Linked DNA regions of Homo sapiens: region 2 is linked to region 1. The links are chromatin contacts, found by Hi-C or POLR2A ChIA-PET in ENCODE. All regions are on one chromosome and are shown on one strand. The core of a region is the stretch at or near the end of the contact, and the rest is flanking DNA. Distances in the headings are between cores, read along the strand shown.

Region 1 (7,750 bases), core at 3,932-6,431:
TTATGACAAACATTTTTCGTTATTGCTCTTGACCCCCGCTCAAAACAAATCATTTCCAATCTGTTTCTCAGTTTCTTCACCTATAAAATGAGGTTAATGGCACCTATCTCCAAATGCTGTTGTAAAGATTAAACAATGAAGGCTGAAAACATAACTCAGTGCCTGGCATATGGTAATTACTTGATAAGTAGTGGTCATAATAATCATCATCACTAGCAAATTAATTTATATAATGGTATCAAGACTTAAATCACAGTTACACTACAAATAATCTACAGAAAAAATGAAATCAGGGATGGTAAGGAGAGAGAACCAATGGTGGTTATATCTATTAATATTTTATATATTACCTGACAGGTTGCTCAAAAAAAAAAAAAAACTAATATTGGAATACATATCAAGCTACAAAGAAAACTTATACTAAAAGGTAAGGTCTGCAGGTTGGAATCTCAGTCCCTACCCCCATTCTCCCAGCAGTTTTCTGCGCTTCTCTGCAAGCACACTACACAGAAAGAGAGAGAGATACTCTCCTCCATCATTAAGGAGCAACAAGAGACCAATAGCCACAAAATAAATACCTCAGCTGGGACTTATGTGACCGATACACGCAGGACTTCCAATAGTCCACTTCTTACCTTGGTAGAAGATACGCAGTCCCTTGTAAGTGAAAAACTTGCCTGAAGACTTCCATGAGTGAAGGGCAGGGGAGAGCTGAGGGGGTGGGATGTGCAGGTACGCAGCAAGCAGGGGCACGGCCAGCAGCCCCACCTGGACCCACCACTCCCTCATCCTGTAGGAAAAGCAGAGACCCACTGTAAGCAGTCAGGTAACATTGTCCACTCATCTACAAACCAAAACCTGGTAAGATGGGGTGGGAGATTGCTGTTACCATGCAATGATTACATTGCCCTTCACATAGGCACAAAGCTGACCGAGACTATAATCAAACCTCTGTCTGCCATAGCACTCACCATATTTGTTCATCATTCTAATCTTAAGGAAAAAAAATACATTATTTCAACATATAATCTTCTGCCTCTGCTCCCCGACTTTAACCCCTTAGCCCCTACCCTTGTGGTCTTCCCAATACCTGCTGAAGAGGACTTTATATAAATAAAAGGGACATGACTTAAATGCTGGACACTCTTTCGTTGACTTTTATCAAGGCTTCCCAGGAAAAAAATAACTTCTTTCTTATTTACTCCAAAAGCTCTACCATCTACCCACTACCCCCAACCAGTAAAATGTTCAAAAAATATATATGTGCTATATCTCATGTTTTAAAGAGTGTGTGTGTGTAGTAACTTATCACATGTCCTCAAGCAGAGAGCTACTCCTGATTTTCAGCCCTCCTGCCTAAATGAAGCCCCATTTAGTACTCCTTTCTGGATTTGGGCTGAGAAACTGCTCAGGGTAAACAGTCTGTGAAAGTAAGATAGCTGCACTGTGTATTCCAACATAAGCAGCTTTGTCATGACCCTGAATATCTAATCTCTTGAGAGGTCAAGGCGGTAGATTACATTTCTGCTTTTCTTAGCAGACTCTTTAAGTTTCCATTTAATTTCCTAAGATGCTCCCCCACCCCCAGATAAGGCATAACTCATACCCAGCGTGTGAGAATTGATTTTGTCTTTGGAAAAAGAGCACTGGTTGGTACACCCAACCCTCCCATGCCCAGGACTTCAAAGGCACAAGTCAGTTTATCCACATTGACAAGGAGTGCCAAACAGGAATTATAAACCGTTCTGTTTCAAGTCTATGACTTCTGATGGTCAACAGATCAAGAATTGTCAGTAGAATGGAAGTTCTCTCAAAACAGCCAGAATGGAAATAATACCCTCCAAAACTAAAATTAGAGTTGTCATAGAGCTGAAATAAATTAATTGCTAAAGCCCTGGGGGAAATGGCTTTCCGTCTGTACACACATTCTTCCCTATTGCCTGTAATCTACCTACCCGTTCGCTAACTTCCTCAACTTACAAGATACTTTTCCCCCCCATATCCCTGATACTTTTTGCTAAAATCTAAAAACAAGCCTGTGGTTTTACAGTGGTAAAATAACCATGTTTCTTAAACAATGTCAGCTCCCCAGGCTATTTTTTAGGCATTATTAGGGCAGTCATTTCTTTTTTTCTCCAAAGTACCTGTCCATAAGACGGATAGAACCATTTGGTCCTACTTCTCAAGGTAATACTAGAAATGGTTCAAAAAAGTGCCAGAACATGATGGTTATATCACAGTTTTCACCCAACAATAGCAGGCTGTATCCCAGTATCTCCTTGAAAGGTCAGATGACAAAAACCATTAGGTTTTGACGATCATTTGCCCAGCCCTATCTGTCCTGTACTTCAATGTATACATTTTCATGTGCAGATTTCATTACTCCTTTCCCCCAGTGCTTCTCATCGCATTCATCCCCGGGGTTCCAGCAGCTGAATCTCTGCAGTGACTCAGCAGAGAGCCCCGGGAGGGGCGGCCAGAGCGGCAAATGGGGAGGCTTCCCCGCCGCTGCTCAGGGAAAGTGGGGGGTTAAAAAACGAGGCTATCGACCAACATACTCCACTCCTGGACACCCCCCTCCACACCCTCCTCCTCTTACTCCAAGAAAGCAAAGAGGCAACCTCTCAGGGGGCCATTTTTTGTCTTATTACCTCAGTAAAAATGCCCCCATGAACTTTTAGGATTTTTAGAAGTGAAGCAACCTAGCCGTCAGTAGGCAAAATGGGTTAAGCAAACATTTTTTGGCCAAAATCCCAACTATTTGATGAGCCATGAGCGGAGACAATAAGCAAACTCCAGTAACAAACTTTCCAAAAATTTCTGAGCCTTGATTTCTTCATCTTGTAAACAGAAAAACACACTCCCGTAATAATACCACCCAACCTGCCGCCCACCTGATGGCGTCGCCGCGAGACGAACCACTTTGAAAACCCGCGAAACCAAGGTGAACAATCCCTGCGCAACATGACAGTTTGGTCACATCGCCGTTCTCACTCGCGCTTGTTACTGAAATCTGAAAAATACTTAAGGCGGCTGACGGGCACTGCGAGTTCTAGTCACTGCGGTGACTCCCGCCACCGTGATACCTGGGTCTTGAAATCCTAAGCTGCACCGCGGCGATCTCGGCACTGCGATTATCCCGTTCTTGAAATCCTAAGGTGCGCCACGGAGACACCGGGGTTCTAAAAATCCTACATCGCACCAGGGCGATGCTGGGGCCTATCCTTTAAGTCGCACCAGAGCGATGCTGGGGTTCTAAAAATCCTACATCGCACCAGGGCTTTGCCGGGATCTATAAATCCTAAATCGCGCCACGGCAACGGCGGAGTCTAAGAATCCTGAATCGCACCAGAGGGAAGCCGGAGTCTAAATATCCTAAATCAAACCAGGGCGATGCTGGGGGTTAGAAATCCTAAATCATGCTGCAGCAATGACTGAGTATAAAAATCCTAAATCGCACCAGGGTGATGCCAGGATCTAAAAATCCCAATTCGCATCAGGGTGAGACCAGGGTCATTATGGATCCTAAGTCATATCAAGATGACGCTGGGGTCCAGAAATCCTAAATCTCACCACGACGATCCCGGGGTCTAGAAATCCTAACCCAAGGAGGTCCCGCGTTCTGAACATTCCATTGCGGGCAGGAGTGACACCCCCTCCTCAAGTAGGCAGAGCGGGCGCGGAATGCGTGCCGCCTGTCGGTAGAGTTTTCGCCCAGAGGCAGCCCCAGCTCGGACACGGGCACACAGTCCTCCGCTCGCCTGCGCCCTAGTCCCAGGGCCGCCAGCCACACCCCCTCGTTCCCACCGCACACTCACCTGCGGAGGCGATCTCGGCGCACCATGGCCGCGTTATCCCATGCCGCCCGCCGCAGCGTTGCAGAGCACCGGGCGCCGCAGAGCCCGCAGCCGTGCAGAGCTGGCCAGCAGCGGGGGCGCAGCCCGCAGCCCACAGCCCGCGCAGGGCGGCGCCGCGCCGGGCAGCTACAGCCACTCCGGCGTGCGCTGCGGCACTGCGCTTGCGAGGCGCAGCTGCCGCAGAGGAGGTGCCGGGGTGTGCTGGTTGCCGCGGCAGCGCGGAGCGAGTGGGCACCGACTTTTAGAGCCCACCCGCGCCCCGCCCCTAGCCCGCCCATCGCCGCAGAACCCCTACCGCCTGCTCCCTTGCTCGCCGCAGAGCCCCTCCCAGCCGCTCTACCACCGCCATGGCCACAAAGATGGGGTGCCCCTCTAACAGTGGCTCCTTTAGGGGGCACCTTCAGGGGTGTCGAGCCCCCTCCCCAAGACCCCGCTGCTCCCTCGTTAACCGCCAACCCTGAGCCCGAGATTCTGCTGCAGAAACCCTCCCCTGATGAGTTAAGGCCACGGGCAAAAACAGCAGACCCCTGAGTGCCCCAACTCTTTCCTTAGACCACCCACAAACCCCACAGGCCGCCCACAAACCCCACAGGCTGCCCACAAGCCCCACAGGAGGATGGCCGCTCGAACTAAGGGGCAGCAGGGCTCTGGGGTGCCGGCCGTGGCGCCTGCTCCCATCCCTCGTTCGAAGCGTGGGTACTGAACCGTGAGAGGTGGCGAGCCACGAGGGCCCTATGCGCCCTAAGCTTAACTACCGGTAACCACCAAGGGCACGAGCAAGCGGCTAGGGAGCAACAAGCTCTGTTGGACCCACCACCAAGCTAGTAAACAGATTCATGGGATGGCCACTATGGCCAAAGTTGCACAAAGTCCGGTTTCTCCCGCTCCAGCCACCGCCGCTGCGCGGGGCAGGTTTCCTTTACAGCAGCGCGACGTGGTCAGCATGCCAGACGCCTGGCCACAGCAGCGCCCTCGCAGCCCCGCTCGCTGCATGCGCCGGTCCGCGCTGCACAGAACAGTGGGCACAATTAGGAGAGCAAAGCCCCCTTTATTTACGTAAGATAGAATCACAATGCAAGGGCCCAGAGGCACAAGAAAGAGGGAGGAATTTTTCTAATCCATAATCCTTTAAAAGGCATCCCTTACGCCTTTGAAAAGTGTAGAGTATCACGAAGTGTCTGTGTTCATTTTCTGACCGTAAACTGAAATACTGGTGAACAAACGTGGGGTGCGAGCGGGTGAGCGGGGCGGCCGGCCGGTGCCCGCTGCATCCAGAGGGGGCGCTGCAGGCCTCCCTTCGGCTGCGCACGGCCCGGGCCCTCCGCGGCTCTGCAACTCTGCACCCCGAAAGGTTCGGTGCTGGACCGCGGGGCATCCAACCCGGGACCGGGGGCGACCCACGGACACTGAGGAAACTACCGCCTATAAGCCTATCATCAGAACCTCTGGCACAACACAGGTACACTTCTGCAGGGGTCTGGTTGCCCCCAGAAAAAGCACTCATGAAACAAATGCTGATTTAGCACCTACAGGGCACTAAGAACCGGGGGTGCGAAATAAATGAGAAATAGCCCCGGCCCGAAAACAACACACGGGCCATCTGGAGGGGAAGACAGACAAGAACTGCCACTTTGTAAAATTTTCCTTTTAATTTCCTAGCGACGTTTGTGGCAGTTGACCCACTCCTCCCTAACGTGTAAGGCCCTCAGAGGCAGAGCCCAAGTATTATTCACCTTTTGTAGCCCCAGAGCCCGCCACGGTGCCGGCCACAAAGCTGGCCCCTAATAAATACTGCTTGAATGAGTACAAGAATTTGAGGGCGCACAGGGGAGGAAGTAATTAAGGGGAGGGGCGAAGGGTGGTCTTGAATGATGAATAGACATTTACCAGAGAGACAAAGAACATTCCAGCCGGAGGGGACGGCTTTCGCAAAGCACCGGAGGCTCAGGGCCGCGTGTTTGGGGAAAACGGTTAGTCCTTTGAGCCGGCAAAAAATTAGGATAGCAAGAGAATTTCATCGTAGGGAATTAGGAATTTGTTCTAGAGAAAATGAGAAGCCACAGATGGATTTAAACTCTTTATGGCCTTAATTGGTTACTTAACAAAATTTAAATTAGTCTCTTTACAAGTCAAAGATTACCTATTTTAACTACCACTACCTTTTAAAGACTGAATTACTCTGCAAAATCTAAATCGGTTCTTCCAAAAAGGTAAAGGCTTTCCTATTTTAATAATAACAATAACAAAAGCCTTTGCATTATATATTTTTCATATTTATTGTTAATGGAAACTTTGAGTCCTACAAACAAATTCCACACTTTCATTCTCACCAGGCCAGAAACACCAGCATCCAAGATGAAGGCAATTTTCTGTTTATGGACTGAGTACCCCACAAAAGATCTTATTCTGAAGGCCATGGAACATGTCTACCCACATGGATCAAGTGGGCAGACTGGAGGAGAAACAGTTTAAAGGCCCTGGGGGAAGGAGGGAGCGCCAGGGAGAGCTCCTGAAGACAACAGGAATTCCAAGTCTGGCACTCGGGAGAAATCCTCCCTTCAGACATTATTGATGTCTGGCCGAGGAGTTAGGAAAAACTTCCTTGAAGGAGGGATTGAGGTTGAGATGGGCATGGAACCCAGATCTTAGGCAGAGAAAGCATATTCCTGTTTGGAAGAACCCTGAGTACAGAAGTCAGCTCAAAGATATCAGCTTGGCCCAACCAGGAATTCGCTGTGGGAAGTCTAAGAGAGAAAATGCTGGCCATAATCCCCCAGGAGCCAAAGAGTTAACGAATCTTCTAAATGTGCCTGATTTACTTCCAGAAAGGAGCTTCCTCCGCAGGGGGAGAATTTGACCCAAGGTATAAAACACTTGGAGCCCTGAGAAAACACACAGCCACACATAAATTCAAAGTCGGCTCTGGCTTGCTCGAAGTTGCACCCTTTCAGTTCCTCTGGACAGATGCTATCCTGGACTGTGCAGGATATCTCATGCAGTAGTACTCCCTCAGCCAGTGGCTTATCACACATTCTTGTCACATTCCAAGTCTAACACAGTTCCGCCTCATGATAAGACCTCAGATCTGTGCAAAAATTCATGTAGAAAGCTCTGCATTTATTATCTCGCTGATTCACAACAGTGGTATGGGATCAGCAGAGATGGTACCACAGATTCAAGAACCATATTTTTCTAACCCCAGTTTGAGACCCATAATATGACAAGTGCAGGATATTTATGGAGACAACAAGACACAACCGGGACTGCCACTTTCAAGAGCCATCATTGTAGATTCAAATCAACTAAAACACTTCATAATGGGAGAAACTTGGTTGAACAGGAGCACATGTTAACGAAGGGGTTTTGGTTGAGAAACTTACTGAATCAGTAAGACAGGACCCTTAAAAAGGCTACTGTGACTGCAGACTGAGGGGAAGTACCAAAAATAAGCTAATCCTACTCTATTATGCTGGTTAGAACTCACAGAAAGCATTTTATTCTGTTCTACAGAGCAGATACATATTGAAACAGAGACAAATAGGAATGTGTTCAGAGAAGGTCAACTAAATGAATTGCAAACTGAAGGTGTAACAGTTCTCGTATTTTAAGCTCCTACCATGAGCATGGATCTTCACCCAACATATCCCTGATCCTCACAGTAGCCTGGCTAGATGAGTATTTTCACTCACAGATTTCAGAGAGAGATACGGCAGCTCGGAACGCTAAGTGTTAGGATGTGAAGGGGCTGGGAACTGAACGCAGATGTGCCTGGCTCCAAAGTTGGCCTTCTTTCCACTACTCCACACTGCCTCCCTGTTTGAAATAGATGGGCATGTTTGGTTTGAAGAAAAGAAGCCTTGTGGAGTAAGTAGAAGAAGGAAATGTGTTAGCAG
Region 2 (7,750 bases), core at 1,900-4,399, 160 kb before region 1:
AAGGCTTTATCCCTTTGACCTAGTAAGGCCACATCTGTGGAACTATCCTTGGAAAATAATCAGACATAACACAGAAAAACTTATATATATTGATGTTTGTTGCAACACCATTTACAGTAGAAAAAAGGACAAACAACTTACGTGTCTACCATTGATAAAATTATTTAATTAACCATATCATCATATTATAAAATATTTTAAAATTTGGAGATATTTTTGAAACATCTGATATAAATAAGTCTTCATAAAGTGCTAAATGGGGGTTGGAGTCAATCTACGTATTCCATATAGTCTCACTTTAAAGAACATTTTATGTGCCAGACATGGTGGCTCATGCCTGTAATCCCAGCACTTTGGGAGGCCGACGCAGGTGGATCATCTGAGGTCAGGACAAGACCAACCTGGCCAACATGGTGAAACTCCTTCTCTACTAAAAATACAAAAAAATTGGCCGGGCGCGGTGGCTCACACCTGTAATCCCAGCACTTTGGGAGGCCGAGGCGGGTGGATCATGAGGTCAGGAGATCGAGACCATCCTGGCTAACAAGGTGAAACCCCGTCTCTACTAAAAATACAAAAAATTAGCCGGGCGCGGTGGCGGGCGCCTGTAGTCCCAGCTACTCGGGAGGCTGAGGCAGGAGAATGGCGTGAACCCGGGAAGCGGAGCTTGCAGTGAGCCGAGATTGCGCCACTGCAGTCCGCAGTCCGACCTGGGGGACAGAGCGAGACTCCGTCTCAAAAAAAAAAAAAAAAAAAAAAAAAAAAAAAAATACAAAAAAATTAGCCAGGCATTGGTAGCACGCTCCTGTAATTCCAGCTACTTGGGAGGCTGAGGCGGGAGAATCGCTGGAGCCTGGGAGGTGGAGATTGCGGTGAGCCGAGATCGTGCCACTGCACTCCAGCCTGGGTGACAGAGCGAGACTCAGTCTCAGAAAAAAAAAACATTTTATGTATATATATAAAAAATGTGGATAGAAGTTATACAGACTTATCTCTGGATAGTTGGGATTGTGGCTGATATTTATTTTCTTTTAAACTTTTTATAATTTGCAAATGTCCTAGAATAAGTATATATAATTTATAGTTCTAAGTGTGTAATGAACATTATTTTTAAAATAGTTGCCTTTTTAATTACTATAACTCATTGAAGTGAATCTGGTTTTGTATAACATAATAAATTGTAGAGGAGGGTGCTTGTGTTTAACCAGTAGTAGTATGGAATGTAGTTTCAATTAGGAAAGCTTTCAGCTGAAAATAACAGAAAAGCAGATGTAAACAGTGACATAAACAAGATGGGAGTTTATTTTTTCTCATATAATCGTAAGTCTAGAGGCTTGGAGTAGCTGGTGTTGGCTCAGTCATTCAGCAGTGTCAGGGTAGTGTCTCTTGAATTCTTTGGACATTCTCCATTGTTGCAAAATAGATGCCCAAATTACTGGCAATGTACCATATTCAAGGCTAGAGGGGTCCTGGGAAGGAAGCCAGGGAAGGCCACACCATCTGCCTCTTTCATCAGGAATCTAATATCTTTTCCCAAGGCAATTTTTAGATTTCACTTGGCACAACTGTGTTATATGACTATCCTTAGGAAGCCAGGAAAGTGAGTATTTAGTATTTTATAGCCCAAGTATTAGGGACAGAAAAGGGAGAAGGGGTTGAAAATGGATGTCGGATTAGTTAACTAATGGTGTCTACCACAAGTAAAAAAACAAACAAATGAACAAAAAAACCCAGAAAACCTTCAGTTAGATTGCTAGATTCACTAATATTTTGAAAATTTTAAAATAAATTAGTTGTTGACTGAGAGTTTTTTGTTTGTTTCTTTTAGCGCTGTCAATACTTGCCTCTGAGTTTTGCTAGGCTACCTTGAATTATGGTGTATTTCTATTAATAGTTCATTTTAAGTGATTAGTAGTTGTGGTAGGCAGGATAATAGTGACCCAAAGATGTCCACGTCCCAATTCCTAGGACCTGTGAATATGTACATTACATGGCAAAAGGGAATTAAGATTGCAAAACAGCAGATAGGGAGATTATTTTGGATCATTCAGGTGGGCCCTTTAAGGACTACACTTCTTAAAAATGGAAGTGGGATGCAGAAGAGGCGTCAGTAAGAGATGTGATGATGGAAACAAGGTCAGAGATGCAGTGTTGCTGGATTTGGAGATGGGGGAAGAGGGCCATGAGTCAAGGAATGTGGTAACCTCTAGAGACTGGAAAAAGCAAGGATTCACCCTTCTAGCCTCCGGAAAGGACTGTAGCCCTACCGATATCTTGATTTTAGCCCAGTGAGACAAGTGTTGGACTTCTAACTTTTATAACTGTAAGATAAAGAAATGAATGTTGTATTTTCCTCTAAGTTTGTGGTACTTTGTTACAGCAGCAATAGAAGACTAATGCAGATTTTGGTACCTGGAAGTGGGGTGCTGCCGTAACAAATACCTAAAAATGTGGAAGTAGCTTTGGAATTATGCAGTGAGCACATCTGGAAGAATTTTGAGGTGCAAGATAGAAAACGCCTAGATTGCCATGACAATAGAAATATGGATGTTAATGACTCTATTAGACTTAGAAAAAAGTGAGCAGCAGGATAGAGAAAACATTTATCATCTTAGAGAATACCTAAATCATTGTGAACAGATGGTGGAAATGCATTAAAGGTGCTGGCTCAGAGGAAAATGTTGGGAATTAGAGGAAAAGGGATCCCTGTTATAGTGGCAGAAAGCTCATCAGGCTTGTATACTGCAATTACATGGAAAGGAGGACTTACAAACAGTGAACTTGGATGTTTAACTGAAGAGATTTCCAAGCAAAGTGTTGAAGTTATGGCCTAGTTATGGCCTAGTTTCTTTTTGCCACTAATAGTAAAATTGAAAGTAGAGAAATAAGTCAAGAAGAGACCTGTTAAACAAAAAGGAACCAGGGCTTGATGATTTTGGAAATTCTTAGTCTACCCAAGTGGCTAAGGGTGCTAAAGTCAGGAGTTTCACGGTCAGGAAAACGTGCTCTAAAGAAAAAGCCAAAGGAGTCACTGCACAACCTTTTGCTGAAACCTCAGAAAGATGAAAAGGTCAGAGCATTCACTCACACAAAACACTGAAGAGATCAAGGGGTGTGACTCATAGATTCCCTTAGCATCTAAGTAGAAGCCAGAAATAGAGATGGGATTATCTAGGCAAGATCTGTGGAGGAGCCTCTTGTCTAATGGAGTGAGTCTCTGTACTTATACAGTAGACCCACAAGGTTTTTGAGAATTCTACGTCAGCAGCAACTCAGAGCTAGAGAGAGAGGATGAAGTGAAAGACTCAAAGAGGAGGCAAAATTCCTCTTCATCTGTGGACCTATGGAATTAGAAAAGAAATGAGAGGATGAAGTGAAAGAAGGCTATCAGAGCCCCAAATTCTATAGGCAGGAAACAAGCCGATGAAACTACTCAGCTTTAAATACACGCTGGTTACCCTTTATGAAAAAGGAAGGAAGACTCTGAGGGCAAAAGGGCAGTCCTGTAGGGTGGAACTGAGAACTTTACAGAATTCTGCCCGTGCAGAGACCTATTCCAGGTTGCCTAACTGGATTTCAGAATTGCTTGGGACCAATGATGTCTTCCCTTTCACTTTCTTTCATTTTGAATGGGAATATCTGTAACTATATCCTACGGCAGTCCCGTCCTTGTATTTTGGGAGCAGGGGATTTCTTTTCTAATTCCGTAGGTCCGAAGATGGAGAGGAATTTTGCCTCAGGATGGATTATACCAAGAGTCTCACCCACACCAAATTTAGATTTTGATAATAAGATTGAGATTTTTGAGTCCATGAGATTTAGATGAGATTTTGGACTTTGAATTGATGCTGCAGTGTGTTGAGACTTTGGGGGGATCTTGGAAGGGGGTGAATGAATGTATTTTGCTTGTGAAATGGACATAGCCCTAATGACACAGTGATTTTAGCCCAGTGAGACTTATGTTGGACTTCTAATCTACAGAACTGAAAATAATAAATTCATGTTGTTTTAAGCCACTAATTGTGGTAATTTGTTACAGCAGGAATAGAAAACTAATATTATAGATGACCTTTCTGTATGCATAGAAAATTTGTTGGCTTGGCAAGAAACCATGGAGATTAAAAAAATCTGAAGGCACATACTTCACAAAAGAATATATGCAAATGGCCAATAAGCACAATGTTCTTAACATTATTAGTCATCAGGGAAATGCAAATTAAAATCTTAGTGAGATAGGCTGGGCACGGTGGCTCACGCGTGTAATCCCAGCACTTTGGGAGGCCGAGGTGGGTGGATCATGAGGTCAGGAGATCGAGACCGTCCTGGCTAACACGGTGAAACCCTGTCTCTACTAAAAATACAAAAAATTAGCTGGGCGTGGTGGCAGGCATCTGTAGTCCCAGCTACTCAGGAGGCTGAGGCAGGAGAATTGCTTGAACCCGGGAGGCGGAGGTTGTGGTGAGCCGAGATCATGCCACTGCACTCCAGCCTGGGCGACCGAGTGAGACTTCGTCTCGAAAAAAAAAAAAAAAAATCTTAATGAGGTACAGCATACCCACTAGAATGGTTACAACAAAAAAGCTTGACAATACCAAAATAAAAAAGCCTATTCCAATATCGAACATTTGGAACAATTGAAACTCCCATACACTGTAGATAGGAATGTAGAATGATACAACCACCGTAGAAAAGTTTTGGCAGTTTCTTATAAAGTTAATTATATACCTGCCCTGTGACCAGTAATACCCCTTCTAGGTATTTACTCAAGGAAAATGAATACATATATGGCCACAAAAAAGACTGTACAAGAATGTCATAACAGCCTTATGAGGGTTCTTCAAAAAGTTTGTGGGAAATGTGTGTTATGAAAAAATATCCATGGAGTTTGTATTAGTCCATTTTCATACTGCTATAAAGATACTACCTGAGGCCAGGCACAGTGCCTCACACCTGTAATCCCAGCACTATGGGTGGCTGAGGTGGGGCGGATCACTTTAGGTCAGGAGTTTGAGACCAGCCTGGCCAACATGGGGAAACCCCATATAAAAATACAAAAATTAGCTTGATGTGGTGGCACACGCCTGTAGTCTCAGCTACTCAGGAAGCTGTGACAGGAGAGTCGCTTGAACCTGGGAGGCAGAGATTGCAGTGAGCCAGGATCTCACCACTGCACTCCAGCCTGGGTGACAGAGCGAGATTCCATCTTAAAAATAAATAAATAAATAAATATATATATACACATATATATATATACATATATATATACACATATATATATATACATATATATATACACATATATATATGCATATATATATATACGTATATATATATACACACACAAACACACACTATCCGAGACTGGGTAATTTATAAAGGAAAGGGGTGTAATTGACTCACAGTTCCGCGTGGCTGGGGGAGGCCTCAGGAAACTTACAATCATGGCAGAAGGGGAAGCAGGCACATCTTACATGGTGGCAAGAGAGAGAAAAGAGTGAAAGCACAGCAAAAACTGCCATTTATAAAACTATCAGATCTCATGAGAACTCACTATCACAAAAACAGCATGGGAGAAACTGCCCCCATGATCCAATCACCTACCTCCCTCAACACGTGGGGATTGCAATTCGAGATGAGATTTCGGTGGAGATGACAGAGCCAAACCATATCAGAATTCAAAATTTTTTTGCACTAAAATATAAACTCATGACTAACTTGTTAATAACATGTCCGAACAGTAACTAGCTTGAGACACTAATACATCCGTTTGAAAATAATCCATTTCAGAGCAACATCAATTCTGCTAAAATTGAAACAAGAACAAACATTACATTTATGGTGAACTTTGGGTAGAAGAATGGTGAAATTATCGATGTGTTACAAAAAAGCATGGCAATAGTGACCCAAAGAAATCAGCAGTTTACAAATGGATAAGTTGTATTAAGAAGGGATGAGACAATGTTAACCATGAAGCCCTTCGTCTTCAGCAGCAGACCATCTACATCAATTTGTAAAACTGATGATTAACAGCAGCAATAGCCAATGTATGGACACCTCATTTGGTTCAGCCTTACCCAATTCTGACTGATAAAATTAAAGTTGAGCAAACTATTTAATGGATGTCAAAACTATTGCATCTAGATTGGCTGCAGGCAAGAGCAGAGCTTTAAGTGGAAGTTTTAAACAAGTGAGATCAAGATCCTGAGACATTTCCTTGAGGAATTATAACGGGAGAAGAAATGTGGCTAGCAGTCCAATCCTGAAGACAAAGTATGATCAAAGCAATAGCTACCAAGAGGTGGAAGTGGAAGTGGTCCAGTCAAAGCAAAAGTGGACCTGTCAAAAACAGGGCAACAGTTTTTGGAGATGCTTGAGGGATTTTGCTTGTTCACTTTCTGGAGGGCCAAGTAATGATAATAGCTTATTATGAGAGTATTTAGAGAAAGTTGGCCAAAGCTTTAGTAGAAAAACACTTGGGAAAGCTTCACCAGAGAGTCCTTCTCCACCGTGACAGTGTCTGTTCATTTGTCTCATCAAACAAGGGCAATTTTGCAAGAGTGTCCGTAGGCATCCACCTTAGAGTTCTTATCTGGCTTCTTTCTTTTGCTTCCTAATCTTGAAAAAAATCTCTAAAGAGCACCCATGTTTCTTCAGTTAATAATGGAAAAATGGGTGAGCGTGGGGGATGTGGCTGGGTGGGTGCCGGGGCTTCACCTCCAAGGCAGTGGCCGGATCATGATTGAGGTGATTGAGCCCCTGGAGCCTCTAGTGCCTGTGGATTTTGGCAGTCTCGAGGCAGTGGTCCGGTTGGAGAAAGACATCATCTTCGCCCATGGGCTCCACCCCATGGACACCGACGGGTGGAGCCCATGGAGTCGGTCCTGGAGGGCAGATGTCTATACCTGAGATCTAACAATGTAGTAGAAGGCAACTGTGCTGAAGAATTACTACAAAACTCCCATTGCGTCGTGAAGGAGTATTTTGTGGCCCCCCAGGTAATATCTCTTTGCCAAAGCTGGATGAACAAGAGCCTTTCTCACACAGCCGAGTAGCTCATTCTGGAAAGGGGGTACTCTCTGAATACGTGGAAGCATGAGGACCATATTTTCTTACTGTGAACACTAATTTTCCTGCTTTTTCCAGTCACCTGAAAAAATGGATGCTTAAGCATTTCTTTTCTTTTTTTTTTTTTTTTTGTTTTTGGGATGAAGTCTCGCTCTTGTCCCCCAGGCTGGAGTGCAATGGTGTGATCTCATCTCGCTGCAATCTCTGCCTCCTGGGTTCAAGCGATTCTCCTGCCTCAGCCTCCTGAGTAGCTGGGATTACAGGCACCTGCCACCACACCCGGCTAATTTTTGTATTTTTAGTAGAGAAGGGGTTTCACCATATTGGCCAGGTTGGTCTCGAACTTGTGACCTCAGGTGATCTGCCTGCCTCGGCCTCCCAAAATGCTGGGATTACAGGCGTGAGCCACTGCGCCCGGCCAGCATTTCTTAATAGCAGACTCTTCTGAAGACAGAATTGGGAAATATCTGGCACCAACAAGGCAATGAGTTCCTGATGCTAACTGAAGTAAAAGGAAAGCAAAAGTCAGCTTCCAAGGAAATAGCTTCCAAGGTATTCACTTAACAGGCCTGTTCAGTATGGAAGACACTATTTATCCCCCTTTAACTCTCGCCAAAGGACTATACCAACTGCATGAAAGTGAACTTTTACATCTACTTAAATGGTAGATGGAGCACCTTGATCA

What was found. Hi-C counts contacts between places; a loop is a spot of excess contacts on that map. ChIA-PET counts read pairs that join two places held with the same protein, here RNA polymerase II (POLR2A). Pooled maps may share reads with other maps.
Region 2: a loop to region 1 is called in a map with no recorded cell type, with 2.6 times the contacts of the local background. The contact joins the enhancer-like site here to the promoter of MESTIT1 in region 1. A Hi-C loop is called at or near these places in 5 of 37 single-sample maps with no recorded cell type and 7 of 50 pooled maps. POLR2A ChIA-PET finds 5 or more read pairs at or near these places in 4 of 52 experiments (CD8-positive, alpha-beta T cell, activated CD4-positive, alpha-beta T cell, activated CD8-positive, alpha-beta memory T cell and 1 more).

What each region holds. Positions count from the first base shown.
Region 1 is chr7:130,488,408-130,496,157 of GRCh38, reverse strand. MESTIT1 (MEST intronic transcript 1, antisense RNA) reads left to right here and starts at 5,181. Exons shown (of 2, transcript NR_004382.2): 1 at 5,181-5,316; 2 at 6,191-7,750. MEST (mesoderm specific transcript) reads right to left here and starts at 4,073. Exons shown (of 12, transcript NM_002402.4): 1 at 3,819-4,073; 2 at 636-790. The coding sequence starts at 3,844. MIR335 (microRNA 335) reads right to left here and starts at 47; the gene lies at 1-47. RefSeq lists a silencer at 5,036-5,245.
Region 2 is chr7:130,644,515-130,652,264 of GRCh38, reverse strand. The region is part of intron 5 of COPG2 (coat protein complex I subunit gamma 2); the gene reads left to right. Among named protein-coding and RNA genes, the nearest start is that of COPG2, 20 kb to the left of the region's middle. Within about 2 kb of position 3,149, at least 2 of the 41 ENCODE cell types and tissues checked have a DNase peak (open chromatin) inside an H3K27ac peak, as active enhancers do.